Regions from separate parts of the Homo sapiens genome. Here region 2 is linked to region 1. Evidence: chromatin contacts called from ENCODE Hi-C or POLR2A ChIA-PET data. All regions are on one chromosome and are shown on one strand. Each heading gives the region's core, a stretch centred on a gene start or an enhancer-like site at or near the end of the contact. The rest is flanking DNA. Distances are from core to core; before and after follow the strand shown.

Region 1 (4,668 bases), core at 1,149-3,648:
AAGAGGCTTGGGAGTTCCTCATGAAAGGACTGGACCTGGAGTGGCCATGCAGGAGAGGTGCAAGGGACTTGGAGCCCCTGAAGCTTCAGGAGAGCTGCGTGGCCCATGTCCTGCTGCACCGGCAGCCATCACGCCCATGAGCCCTGCCTGTGTCCAGAAACAGTGCTGCTGTCCTTGACCTCGTCACTCTGCAAGGACTTCGCTTCCCCAGCAGGCAGTTCACCTCTGGATACCCCTCCCTGATGCAAACTTTGCTCATGTCATGTCTATCAAGATCAAGAAAATGGAGCCCATAACTGAGATCAGCACATGGGTAAGGAAACTGCTGAATGGAAGGAGCTCCAAGACCTGGAACTGAGACCGAAGCTGGCAACATGGCGGGATGTTGCACCCCCCACACACACGCTCACACGTGGTTTTCATTCCTTCTTTCATATTACGGCGGGCGTGGAATTACCAGTCAATTTGACATTTATAAATACATTAACTAGCGCTTCCAATTCTTCTCCTGCTTCCAAGTTTGTTCTCACCACCTCACAGAAAATGCTGGGGACAGAATTAAATGCAGAGTAATCTAAACAAGCTTTGATATGTCATATGTCTTTCCTACTGAATAAGCTAAACCAACCAGGGTAATTTAGTGATACTTGGGCAAGAAAACTAGGAATTACGCACACTTTCCTTTTCCAAATTCCCCACATGGAAGTCTGTGAATTCTACTGCAATTACAGTGGTATAATAAAAAAGATATGCTTGGCTTTTGTTCGTGTTCTTGGCATAGACTTCCTAAAACCCTTGCAATTCCTTGAGTGATAGGAGTGTCTTTTGTTATTCATAATGAGCCCTTTTCAATTATACCTGGGATTATGTGAGTGAAGTGGCTCTTGGCAGGACCCCTGGATTGCCTCAGGATGGGGGCTGGTTTGGTTGCCAGAGGAACCAAGCATATGATTAGAGGGTAGAAATTTTCACCATCATCCCCCCACCTCGGGGGATAGGAAGGGGGCTAGAGAATGAGTTCAATCATCAATGGCAATGATTTAATCAATTATGCCTGCAATAATGGAACTTCAATAACAATCCTGAGAGAAGGAGGCCGGGGAAGCTTCTGAGCTGGCGAACATGTTTAGGGTGGCACATACTGACTCCACAGGGACAGAGACTCCTGCGCGACAGACCATTCCACACCTCACCCTATGCACTCTTCATTTGACTCCTCATTTGTGTCCTTTATAATGAACTGCAATAGGAAGAAGAGCACTTGCCTGCGTTCTGTGTCATTCTAGCAAATCACCAAACCTGAGTGGGAGGAGGTCATGGGAACCCCTACATTCGTGGTAGCCCAGGCAGAAGTAAGGGTAGCCTTGGACACCTCATTCATGGCTGATGTCTGAAATGGAGGCAGTCTTGTAGGACTGAACCCTCAACCTGTGGGACCTGGGCTCACTCTGGAGTTAGTGTCAGAATTGAATTGAATTGAATTTTTGGACAGCCAATTGGTGTTGGAGAAATGGAGAATTGATGGTAGTTAGAGAAAAATCACACAGGTACATATCCCAATTCCGACATTGCTTTCTCTTTCCACTGCTACCATTTTAGTCCCAATCCATCATCATCTGTTTCCTGGACTGCCATACGTAATGGGCTCCTTCCTAATTTTTCTTTTTTTTTCTTTGAGACCGAGTCTCACTCTGTCCCCCAGGCTGGAGTGCAGTGGCACAATCTCGGCTCACTGCAACCTCCGCCTCCTGGGTTCAAGCAATTCTCCTGCCTCAGCCTTCCAAGTAGCTGGGATTACAGGCGCCCGCCACCACACCCGGCTAATTTTTGTATTTTTAGTAGAGAAGGAGTTTCACCATATTGGCCAGGCTGGTCTTGAACTCCCGACCTCAGATGACCCACCCCACTAAGCCTCCCAAAGTGCTGGGATTAGAGGCGTGAGCTACCACGGGGCTCCTTACTAATCTTGCTTTCCTCTGCTGTTCCTATGATACAGCCAACACTTAGCCTGCGGAGTGGGTTGTTTAAAACTCAAGCCACAATATATCATCTGCTAAAAACCCTCCGGTGATTCCTATTACACTTAGATTCAAACCCAGTCCGAACCCTATTCTGACGTGCAAGGCTCTTGGTGACCTGACTCCTTCCTATCTCATACCATACCCACTTGCTCACTGAATCCTTTCCATGCTGGCCTTCCTTCTGGTTTTCTGTTTATTAAACCCACCAGTCTTCTTGATTTGACTCATCGCTCCCTCAGCTTGGCATCCTCGCCCTCTTCTCCACATGCCGGTCTGAGCTGTCACTCAGAAGTCAGCTCAGAGATGCCTTTCTGGACCATCCAATCATGGACAGAGAGCCACCAGCACAGCAGGTTGGTCTAATTCTCTGCACATCCTATCAGCGTCTGCCACGTTTTGTGTTTATTTATCAGTTTATTGTCTGACTACGAGCCCTAGAATGTAACCTCCGTGAGAAACAGGACCTTCTCTGTCTCATCCCTCACTCCAATCCTCAGTGTCCAAACAGGACCTGACACACTCAGCCAGCTAATGAATGTTTAGAGACCAGGTGGTTGAAGAAAGCCTTCACACATAAGGTGAAAATCCAGGACTTAGCAATGACTGAATTTATTTACCAGAAAACAGCAGAGACCACAATTAATCTCAGCTGGTTCTATGCTGTAGCATCCGACTGGTGACAAGGACTCATGCTGGGAATGAAACTATTTTAAGGATTTGCTTCATGAAAGGGTCTGTTTATTAGAGCAGCAGCAAATATAAACAACTTCTAGAAATCCAAACAGGAGGGCCAGCACCAAACAAGGTTGCTGGCAAGCTTTCTTGCTCAGTAAAGTCCTCTCAACGCTGTTCCCATGAAAACAATTCATTCTGCAAAGCAATCGGCCTCCTGCCTCCTTGGGCACTAATTGCTCTGCCTGGTTAGACAATTTAGAAAAATGCACCACTTTCAACATGGGAAGGGAAAGGGAAAGGAGGGGGCCTGGCTTTTCAAAAGTACAATGAGCTCTGAGAAAAAGAAAACACAGAAAAATATTTCAAGAGAGGAGAATACCTCTAAGTGGAAATGAGTGCTTTAGCTGAGGCCAGAAAGTGGATTGGACCTTCATTGCCTCAATGTCCTCCAAGGAGTCCAGAGTCCTGGCTGCTCCAGTGGGAAACAGCGAATCATGGCATTTCTTGAATCTGGCATTTGGAATGTTAGTTTTTCCCCTAAACAGACAGACCCTGACAACCATCTGTTGGGTCAGCCTGCTGTTCAGAAACAAAGATACAGTTTGGTGCATACTGATAGCCCAAAGTGCAGTTTCCATGTAAATACATCCAGCAGCTAATGCCAGTGATTAATTCTGCATATCTTTTCCCTGCCATAATTATCCATCTCACAAGGGGCATCTCAAATTTCCAAAAAGAAACCCTTTCACAGTGTATATTTAAAGCCCTTAAAATGGTCATAGTCTTTTATCCAGTAATTGCACAACCAGAAATCCATGCTGAAAGAAAACAATAAGAAATGCAGACAAGTATTTATTCTCAGGGATGTTCAAAATCCTAAAAAAAAAATATATATATACATATATATATATGAACCACCTAAATGTCCATCAACGGGAAACAGTAAAGAAAAATTACTAAATGTGCCTTTGATGGAATGTTATATAGTCGTTAAAATTATTTTTACTGGGAACTTTTAAAAGCACACTTGTGCTTTAAGGAATTCAACCATGCTTCCGACAGGTTCACAGAAACACTGGTTAATCCCAAAGAATTTCTGGGTTTCCTCAAAGCCTTTCTTTCCTTTTCTCTTTTCTGAAATCAGAGATGTTGCCACGCCATGGTGCTAAAGCAGGGGGAAGTGGGTTGGAGAGGAACGTAATCTTCATGTAAATCTATATCCACACACAAAAAAATGAATGTTCCTGTCCTTGGAAGAAAGGAGGTAAGGCAGAGTCAGGGTTTTGAATGTTTTTTCCTACCATCTGCTGATTCTATGCTTTCAAACTCTTTCTTGAGCAGCTGCTAGGCAGCTGTTTCAGCCTCCTGAGATAGGTAGAGAGGAAAAGAAAGGAAAAAAGAATACAAACCTACAGAGACTTCCACACCATCCAGACTTTAGGTAGAGTTGTGCTATTTATATATATTAATTTTTTTAATTAAAAAAATGTTTTAGGCCAGGCACAGTGGCTCATGCCTGTAATCCCAGTATTTTGGGAGACTGAGGCAGGAGGATCACTTGAGGCCAGGAGTTCGAGACCAGCCTGGCCAACATGGCAAAACCCCGTCTCTACTAAAACTCTAAAAATACAAAAATTAGCCAGGCATGGTGGCTCATGCCTGTAATACCAGCTACTACGGAGGCTCAGGCAGGAGAATTGCTTGACTCCTGGAGGCGGAGGTTGCAGTGAGTCCAGATCACGCTATTGCACTCCAGCCTGGGCTACAGAGTAAGACTCTGTCTCAAAAAAAAAAAAAATTTTTTTAGATACAGAGTCTAGCTTTGTCACCCAAGCTGGAATATAGTGGCACCATCATAGCTCACTGTAGCCTCAACCTCCTGGGGTCAAAGGATCCTCCTGCCTTAGCCTCCTGAGTGGCTTGGATTACAGGCATGCACCACCACACACAGCTAAGCTTTTTAAAAAAAGTT
Region 2 (4,668 bases), core at 886-3,385, 38 kb before region 1:
TCTATACTTGTATGCACACAGTCACACATATGTTTTGCTCATAAAACAATTGGGACACTTATGCCCTTTTGGCAGAGTGGAACAAAGTAAACGTGAACAGAGATTTCTACCCTTTTCAAATAAATAAAAAAATAAGGCATTTTAAGATGACTTTAGAAATAATTTGCTAATAACAATTACTCTTAAATGTTCCTTAAACTTTACACATGTGCTTAAAAATAATAAAACTATTTATGTAGTAATCACAATTTTAGTCATATGAGTCTTAACAGGTTTTGTAACGATCACTGGGGTTTGACTACACCTGTGATTAAAGCCATTTTTAGTTTTATTTTTGCGACTTATTACACTATTTTTCAGTGTTTGCTTTTTAAATAATTGTTAGAGGAAATATATAACCTTTTATAAAAGTAATTTTGGGTGTAAACTAATTTTTTCTCCTTCCAATTCAGATGTTTTGTTGCTATAGAGAAAATGAATGCAAATTACCAAAATGTTAAGTAGCTAATAAGCTTAATGTCTACTGGGAATGAGGAAAATTATATTCCTCTTATAAAAAGGAAAAGTTATTCACCTCTGCCAAGAGGCATAGAGATATATAATACTCACACATAATACTCACACAGAGATTTGCCTAAATTGACTACAGACCATTGTAAGAAAAAAAAAGACTCAAAAAGATAAAACCAGAAGATGGGTAAAGATAAATCTCTAGTTGTTTCAAAGACCTAAGAAATACATGAGACAAAAGCCCAATGACTTGGCAAGTAATTTCAGGGACTTTGAGTGCCATATTTCTTGGAGAACAAGAACTATACTTCTAAAATGTCAACAAATTATAACAGAAATAAAAGTAAACACAGGTTAGATTAAGCAATGGTTCATCATGATTAAGGATTAATGATCACACCTAGATATTGATTTATTTAAATGTTGTACACACATTGATCTTTGAAGATGATGTAATATAATGCTGTTATAAAGAGTTGCTCTTTTTTTATTGGTTCTTAAAAGAAAGATATAAATTTAAGTGTTCAAAAGTCTTACTAAAACTCCACACCAACTGTCCATGAAAAGCAACAGTTCCTAACTTGTTCCCTTTTATGCCTCCAGCATCTAGCACACAATAATATTCTTGGTAAAATAGTATTTTTTTCAATAGTATTTTTTGATAAAAATAAGCCATTTCATTTTGGTAAAAATAAAATCACAAATATGAAACTGCAGTTCACTTGAAGGCAAATTGATAGAAATAAACTTTCAGTGGTAAGATGAGAGATATTAACACGTAATGGAAAGCTGCAAATATCTCCATAGCCCAGGAAAAAATGCAAAAAGCTATTGAGTAGCCGGGATCTGTTACTCCATAGAAGAGCTGTATCTCTTTATGCAACATTTAGCAATATTTCTAAGCAACTACTTACCTGATTCTTTCAGAATCATTTAGGTGGAAACTTCAGACTCTTTTCCCTTAAACTTGTATGTAACTCCCTCTCAAGAGGAGAAAACCCACCCTCCTCCATGAACACAGGATTTAGAAGGAGAAGAGACTTCCTGTTACCTCCTCATTGCTTTTCCAAAGCACAGCTCCCCAGCCTTGAAATAAAAACACCTGTGTTGAGGCTTATGGTACCCAGCTTTACAGGTCTCTTCTACCAACTGCCTGACTCTCTCCCTGACATTTGTGGAAGATTTGAATATCTAGTAGCTGCCCGCTTTTCTTCTCTATCGCTGTTCCTGAAAACGCTGCAGATGATATCTGTGTCTTAAAAGGGATGATTGACCTGGCATTAAGTACTTACTACCCTTGAACTTCTCAACTGCAGACTTTACCTCCAAAGCCCACTGTGCCACCCCATTCCATGGCAACTGTAGGGTGTGGCCTTGGCTCTGAAATCTTCAGCTTTGCCTTATCACTGCAGGCTCGTAGTCTCCCCTCTCACTCCAAGCTTGAAATCCTTCACTGTTGCATTCTCAATTTAAAAATCTGGTCTGCACCCTCCTCTCAGCACACAGAGCTCTCTGCAATCTGTCCACTGTCCGTTTGTCTCCCCGCATTTCTTACCCCACACAAACAGACTTGCCCCTTTCAGACATCCTGAAAGACTGTGTTTCCAGTGCGGCTTTGAGCTTCCAAAGTGGTGCTTCTTTTGTCCTGCTTTTTCTCTTTTAGTTTACTCCTACTCAGTCCTTCAAACCTAGTCTGAAAGTATTCATTTCTGTTAAAAGCCTTTCCATGTTCCATCTGTGCAGTCTGCTTTATTCGCTCCTTCTTCCGGCTCCCAGAATATCCTTTATATAACTCCTGGGTACACTCGCTAAGGCCAGGAGGATGTCTTGCTCACATTAGTAACTGCAACACCTGGGACAATGTCAGGAAGATGGTAGCTAGGACAAGCCTTGAGGATGTTTTCCAGAAAATATTAACACCAGAGAAACTGGAAAAGAGGACATAATTCCAAGTTTAAATTTTTTCTACTGTACACTTTATACTGGTTTGCTAATACCGTTAGATATTTTTATTCACCCCTAGATAGTGGTTGCATTTTATCCCCTACTGAAGAAGAACACTGCATGGTTACTACACAACAGTATGGACAGTGTTTGAAAGTTGAATGGAAGATGATCAAATGAGGTTAAGCTTTCAAGTTGGGAAAAAGGGAGAAAGTGGGAAAAAGTAAGTATTCCTATAAATTTTTTAAGTCAACAAACATAATTATTTTTGTTTCTTAAGGGCTGTTCTGAAAAATGTGAGGAAACTCACCACTTGGTTAAATTTCAGTCATCAACTGAATTATTTAAAGCAAGAAATCTGAGTTTGATTCTGCTTTCATAAAAGAAGCAAACCAGCAAAAGAGGCCTTTTAGAATTACTATATTACAGTAGTTTAAAATAGAAATGCAGCTAGTGCATTTAACACTTAGTCTTCTTCTCCTTATCTTAGTTCTTTAAAATCATCACCAGTGCCCTGGTGGTTGAAAAATTGAGCTGTAACTCAATCTGTGCCATTAATGGCAGAATCCTGGGTCAGTCTATTAACCTATTTTGATCTCAGTTTCCTCATTTGTAAAATGAGAAGAGAGTGGATGAGTGATTTTTCAAATGTTTTGTTAATTGACAGAACTCCCTTCTTTTTCCCAAAGGAAATGTTACCAGGAATCCTGAGACAGGAAACCTGAAAGGCAGGATGGAGAAGATTCAGCTTCCCTCTCTCCCTCCAGGCACACCCCAGAATTCTGGGAAAGAGAATTGGAAAACTGGCTCAGAGGGTCCTATTTTGAGTCTTTCACAGCAATCCTGGCAGGTCCTGGAGTGGACCTGCAAGAAAGGATGAAACGAGGGCAGGTATGCTAAGCTGATAGCCCACGTTAGCTCAAAGGGAAAAGAACACATTTTTCCTAGTTGTAAGTCTGAAAGTGGAATGAGAGATTAGTCCTGAGATAACCTTGGAAGAATCTGTCCCCACCTCCAGGGTTACAATGTTGACTCTTTGAATGGTATTTCTGCCCTGCGTCTTAACTTTCCTGGAAACCCCTCTGCCTGCTCTGATCCCTGAGCCCAATTTAACCTCTTCCTCCTCATCTTCCTCTTAACCCACCATATGGCTCCCAACACCCACATTTTGGCCCACGATGCTTTCTCTCTGTGACCCACCCGAGCGGGCAGCCCTGATTCAGGAAACAGGGGTTATAGTTACTGGAAAACAGATGCCTCAATGGCAATAGGACAAACTTTGGAACAAAGGAGCTCACGGGTCCTTTACGACCTAAAATCTCTAAATCTCTTGCATTGTCTTGCTCAATTGAAATAAGCCGGGGCTTTGTGTTTCCTCTCACCCGCATTCAAAGAGCTGGTGCTGATGACACTTGATTTTCCTCACTCTTCGTTCCTAAGGCAAAGTGAGAAAATGCTTTCAAAACTAGCTCTAAATTTGGCTCATTTTCGCTCTTTGGAAAAATAGAGAGAGAGAGAAAGAGAAAGTCTCACTTTCCTACTCCTACAACTTATTTTAAAATTTGCAGAGGAATTCCCACAGAACTCCTGCAGTTTAAAAAAAAAAAAATCTATTAGCCTGTAAAATGTCCACAAATTCTTCGGCACCCAAAGCCTAGCCGGCAGCTGGTGCCCCACGGCTATTATTATCCCACCCTGGGATTCACTTGTAAAAGCCTCACACACAGTAAACAAATGTCAGAGAGCAAACACAAAGCTCTCTCTAAACTCAAGACATTCTAATTCTTATCTGTTCACTGTCGAAATGTTTACCTGTCCCTTCAATGTTCTGGGCATCTCAGCTGTCAACTAAAAGGAAGAAGCTGAGCCAAAATTAACATAAGTAGAGAGTTGATTCGGGCCAAGCTTGAGGATTGCCGCCCTGGAGAGTATTCAAGTGGATTTTTAAAGGAAAAAGAAGAAAGCAGTTCCTGAGTTGTTTACCAATAAATTATGTTAAAATAACATAAGGTGTTCTTTGTATTGCAAATTCCAGCAACAAGAAGATAATGTGTTAGGCAGTTAATCTGGAACAAAATGCCTTTAAAACATTACCCCCAGGCAGGGGTGCAGGGTGGGGAGGGAATGATTGGAGTTCCATACTTCTGTCTCTCTGGGCCTGATAAATTTCTCATACCTCATGTAGCTCAGAACGCTCTATTTTTCTTTCCTCAC

The links. A loop is a pair of places that touch in the nucleus more often than their neighbours do. ChIA-PET counts read pairs that join two places held with the same protein, here RNA polymerase II (POLR2A). Pooled maps may share reads with other maps.
Region 2: a map of Caco-2 shows a loop between it and region 1 (2.0-fold over the local background). The contact joins the promoter of LINC02217 here to the enhancer-like site in region 1. A Hi-C loop is called at or near these places in 2 of 168 maps with a recorded cell type or tissue (CD14-positive monocyte and Caco-2), 1 of 37 single-sample maps with no recorded cell type and 1 of 50 pooled maps. POLR2A ChIA-PET finds 5 or more read pairs at or near these places in 3 of 52 experiments (AG04450, H1 and HEK293).

What each region holds. Positions count from the first base shown.
Region 1 is chr5:17,363,666-17,368,333 of GRCh38, reverse strand. No RefSeq gene overlaps it. Among named protein-coding and RNA genes, the nearest start is that of LINC02111, 21 kb to the left of the region's middle. Within about 2 kb of position 2,398, at least 2 of the 41 ENCODE cell types and tissues checked have a DNase peak (open chromatin) inside an H3K27ac peak, as active enhancers do.
Region 2 is chr5:17,401,486-17,406,153 of GRCh38, reverse strand. It overlaps LINC02217 (long intergenic non-protein coding RNA 2217), which reads right to left and starts at 2,135. Exons shown (of 2, transcript NR_134275.1): 1 at 2,066-2,135. RefSeq lists an enhancer at 4,077-4,668.